2 separate regions of the Homo sapiens genome follow, and region 1 is linked to region 2. The links are chromatin loops, found by intact Hi-C in ENCODE. Cell type or tissue: CD14-positive monocyte. All regions are shown on one strand.

Region 1 (2,500 bases), 64 kb after region 2:
GAGAAACAACAGGTCACTCTTAATAGGCCCTACTGTCATGCTTCTCCTGAGGTACAGCCAGAGATCAGGACAGCTGGTCCCAGCCCAGCACCCTATGCAGAGAGGATGAGTGGGGACATGTCCTGACCCTACACCCACTTGGGCTCTGCCCAGGCTGCTGCTGGCCACATGGCAATAGTGCCATGGGACTCTATTCACTCCTGGCTAGAGCAGCAGAAGTCAGTGCCCATTGTGGATTCATGCTCAGCCAGGGCCACCCAGCATGGTCCTTGGGGGCTATGGCAGAAGTAAGGGGGATCACGGTCCCAAATTCCAGCCTATGCCCAGCTGTAGAAGCTTGTCGCTGAGGGAGCCCAGCTGAAGCCAGCTTTGCTAAGGACTCCTACCCCCACAGCCACGAGGACAACGACGACCTGTTAGGACTCCTCAGGGTGCACAGGCACTTCTTCCTTGCCCACTGTGGCACAGGTCCCCTCAGGGATGTTCATAAGCCAGCAAAACCTATGGTGGGGTTAGCTGGACTGTTGGCCTCATCCCCTGCTGTGAGTCAACCTCCACTGAGAAAACCCAAAAGCAAGCAGAACAATCATGGCTTGACACTGTGGATGGCTACAGAAGCTGCTAGCAGTTTCCTCTGCAGGACCCACGGCCCCTGCCCAAGAGAGCCAAGCTGTGTGCTGATACAAAGGGAACCTGAGAGGCAGGCAGTCCTTATGGGGACTCTCCAACCTTAACTGAATCTGTGGGAAGCTACGGTGCACACTCACATGTCAGCACGGGGGGCGGCCTCCGGGCCTGCAGGGGGATCAGAAGTGTGTGGGCTGACTGGGTCTCCACTAAAATAAAATCATCAAAATCCCCAAGGCAGTCGGGAAAAAACTGGACAATGTACTGGCAGGTCATTCCAGGAGCCACCATTCCACCTTTTCCTGGGAACATCCCTGTGCATGACAAAAGTGACAAGTGAGGATCCTGGGAGCAGCCAGCCACCAGGGCTTGAGCTCAGCTGGTACAGACCCCAGCCCTGCCAGGGCTGGCTCTGTAAGTGCCTTCTGGGCCAAAGCCACGCTGATGGCAGGAAAAGGGCATGCGAGGGGAGCAGGCTGCAAGGGTGGCGACTCCAGGTAAGCATGCCAGAGCCTGGGGGGAAATGACACCATCCATCCAGAAAGGTCAGGTGGGGCCATGCCTGGCCCTATGGCTTAGAATTTCTTTGGTGGATAGCAGAGAAACTTTTGAGATTTCTGAACGGGGTGACATGATCAGAGTTGTTCTTAAGACAAATACTGTGACACTAAAGTAGGAAGGCTGGCTGGGGGGCTGCTGCTGAGGCTTAAGTGAGGAATAGAGAGGGCCTGATTGAGGAGAATGGCAGCACGAGGAGTGGGGAGATAGCAGGACCAGTGCCTGGGTGGAGGCGGTCAGGAGAAAGGAGCTGTCAAGGCTCTGAGGACACATTGCTGGTGGAGCATGAGGAGCCCTCAAGGACTGCTGATGGGGGGAGTCCAGGCCCAGGCTGTAGACTCAGGGCGGGAGTCAGCAACTGGCAGCAAGCCCAGCAAGTGACTTTGAGGCAATCCTCAAAGTAGTAGCAGTACTGCTACTGCTACTGCTACTACTACTACTACCACCCCCCCACTACTACTACTACCACTACTACTACCACTACTACTACCACCACCACTACTACTACTACCACTACTACTACTACCACTACTACTACCACCACTACTACCACCACCACCACTACTATTACTACTACCACCACCACCACCACCACTACTACTACTACCACTACTACTACCACCACCACTACTACTACTACCACTACTACCACCATCACTACTACTACTACCACCACCACTACTACTATCATTGCTACCATTACTACCACCACTACTACTATTACTACTAATACCACCACTACTATTACCACTACTACTAATGAACTTACAAATACTGAACTTACCCAGTCCCAGAGCGAAGTATGGCGTGGAAGGCGGGAGGACTCGCAGGTAGCGGCTGGTCGTGGTGGTGTTCTGCAGCGCAATTACCATCTGTTGAAAGGTAAGATGATCTCTTTTAGACAGCAACACTTATAGACGAAATGATACGATGTCCAGGATTTACTCTAATATGAGAAGGGGGTAGAGGTAGAAATGAAATAGGCTTGGCCACATGTTGGTAACTGTCGAAGCTGGCTGAGGGGTACATGGGGATTCATTATGCCATCCTATGTACTTTTGTTTGTTTTGGGAAGTTTCCATAGTAAAAAATAAAATACAGGCCAGGTGTGGTGGCTCACGCCTGTAATCCCGGCACTTTGGGAGGCTGGGGCAGGCGGATCACTTGAGGTCAGAAGTTTGAGACCTGCCTGGACAACATGAAGAGACTCTCTCTACCAAAAAAAAAAACAAAAAAATTAGTTTAAAATTTTAAAAACAAATAAATAAAATACAAGGTAAAAATGAAGGCAGGAATAGATCTGTCAGAACTCTGA
Region 2 (2,500 bases):
CATTTGATCTGAGGAAGGAGGAAATTCTGGAGACTCCAGATTCTCCTTCCTATCCAGCAGTCACTTCATTTCTCATTTTTGTTTGAGCAGCTGCCTGAAGCAGAAACTACTACTGTGCTTATCAACTTCCCTAATCTGTCTTGCGTACGACCACTAAACTAATTTTCTCCACACTCTGGTTTTAACAATTCCTTCCTAACCAGACACGATCCATGCTCCCTGTTGCAGCCTGAGTTCCAGGGCCCCCAGTCATTCCTACTGAACCTGGAGGGTCTTATCCCACCAGTCTACTCCCTGCTCCTAAATATGCCTCTCACTTTCCCCTTCTGCTTAAATTATTTCTTTACTGCTTGAATCTCCTTCCCCTCTTGGTGTCTACCTGCCAATTCTACCACCTTCCAAAGCCCCTAAAGGTCATCTTTTCAAGACCTTTGTCCCACAGAGGCCTGTCTGCAGGACTTGTAGGACATACTGTCTTTGGCACCAGCCAGCACATATGTTATGGAGGACTCTGTTGCCTAACTCTTGAGTTCTTCAGATCTTCTGTGTTTGTGCTTCAATTATTCCACTGGGTTTTAAGTTTCTTGAGAACAGAGCCATGCCTAGCTTAGCTTTATATTCTGCTTTTGACCTGGACCAATATAATAAGTAGGTCCTCAAAAGCCAAGTTGGTCAATTTTTTCAACATAAAATGAAATTGCGGTTGAAAATACATATTCTTTTACATATGCATAAATATAGTTATCAGTGATCACTTTTATAATGAAAAATATTCTTCCTTTAAAAAACAAGATGGAAAATTAAGCTTTGGTCATTGCATAAGCACCCAGGGGCTTTTGTTTCTACTTTATTTATATATTTAATTAAAATATTTAAATAACATTAATTTTATGTTATTTATATAAAATATTATTATTAAATATTAGCAAACTTCAGTATCAATATTAATAAATTTACTTCTGGCTGGGCACAGTGGTTTATGCCTATAATCCCAGCAGCACTTTGGGAGGCTGAGGTGGGTGGATCACCTGAGCCCAGAAGTTTGAGACCAGCCTGGGTGACATGGTGAAACCCTGTCTCTACCAAAAAAAAAAAAAAGTAGCCTGGTGTGGTGGTCTGCACCTGTAATCCCAGCTACTCAGGTTGCTGAACTGGGAGGACTGCTTGAGCCCAGGAGGCAGAGGTTGCAGTTGCAATGAGCCATGATCATGCCTCTGTGCTCCAGCCCAGGCAACAGAGCAAGACCCCATCTCAAAACAAATTTTACTTATATGTTAACTTATTAATTAATAAATTAAATAAAATTTAATATTAATACAATATTAAACTATATTAATTATATTAAATTAAAAATTGCTTGAATTTTTTATTTTGAAATAATTGTAGATTTACAGGAAGTTACAAAAATAGTACAGGGAAGTTCCTATATCCTCAGCACAATTTCCTGCAATGAATACATCTTACATAACTATAGTACAATATCAAAACCAGGAACTTGACCTTGGTATAACACGTGTGTAGAGTCCTATGCCATTTTACCACATGTATAGATTTGTGTAACCACCACCAAAATCAAGTTACAGAGCTACCGTACTGCAACATCTTTTTTTTTTTTTTCTTGAGATGGAGTCTCGCTCTGTCGCCCAGGCCAGAGTGCAGTGACACAATCTCGACTCACTGCAACCTCCACCTCCTGGGTTCAAGTGATTCTCGTGCCTCAGCCTCCCAAGTAGCTGGGATTACAAGTGCGTGCCACCATGCCCAGCTAATTTTTTGTATTTTTAGTAGAGACGGAGTTTCACCGTGTTGGGCAGGATGGTCTTGATTTCCTGACCTTGTGATCTGCCCACCTCAGCCTCCCAAAGTGCTGGGATTACAGGCATGAGCCACCTCACCCGGCCTGTACTGCAACATCGTAAAGCTCTGCCTCTTTGTAGTCACACCCACTCCGCTCCCTCACCATCCCAAAACACTGGCAGCCACTGATCTATTCTCCAGCTCTATAATTTGGGCACTTCCAAATGAAATTAGAATTTCATTTTGATTTATTTATAGTGTTTGAGAGTATCTGTTTGAACAGATTTTTTAGTAGGTGCTCTAGGTGTAACATTATACATATGTTAACTTATCACAGTTCTACTTGTGTTGACATTTTATCAGTTTCAGTGAGGTATAGACACCTTTCCTTGCTTTAAGTGCCTTGACTCTCCCTCATTTATAGCTGTCCCAAATATTTCCTGTACATAAGTTGAAAACTACATCAGACAATGCATAGAGTGTTTAGGAGAGGAGGTAACCTGATGGATTACATATTTTGAGGAAAGAGGAAATTGTGGGGATCCCAGAGTTTCTTCTCCCAGCCAGTAGTCATTTCATTTCTCTTTTTTGTTTGTGAAATTGCCTGAAGCAGAAATTACCACTGTGCTTATCAACTTCCGTAATCTATCTTGCGCATGACCACTAAACTAATCTTTTGCTTAAACCATCAGATATAATTTTG

Evidence for each region. Hi-C counts contacts between places; a loop is a spot of excess contacts. Peaks named below come from ENCODE experiments on the same cell type or tissue, not always from the same donor. Only the 100,000 strongest peaks of a DNase experiment are listed, where the experiment ranks them.
Region 1: a loop joins it to region 2, with 2.3 times the contacts of the local background. A loop is called at or near these places in 2 of 110 quality-filtered maps.

Annotation. Positions count from the first base shown.
Region 1 is chr3:38,083,715-38,086,214 of GRCh38, reverse strand. DLEC1 (DLEC1 cilia and flagella associated protein) reads right to left here. Exons shown (of 37, transcript NM_007335.4): 7 at 1,970-2,057; 8 at 768-941. Among named protein-coding and RNA genes, the nearest start is that of DLEC1, 46 kb to the right of the region's middle. RefSeq lists an enhancer at 2,411-2,500. In CD14-positive monocyte, no CTCF peak of the experiment used is centred here; a DNase peak (open chromatin) is centred at 1,484; H3K27ac peaks cover 720 bases.
Region 2 is chr3:38,147,522-38,150,021 of GRCh38, reverse strand. No RefSeq gene overlaps it. Among named protein-coding and RNA genes, the nearest start is that of MYD88, 10 kb to the right of the region's middle. In CD14-positive monocyte, no CTCF peak of the experiment used is centred here; DNase peaks (open chromatin) are centred at 41, 1,521, 1,921 and 2,371; H3K4me3 peaks cover 1,587 bases; H3K27ac peaks cover 2,305 bases.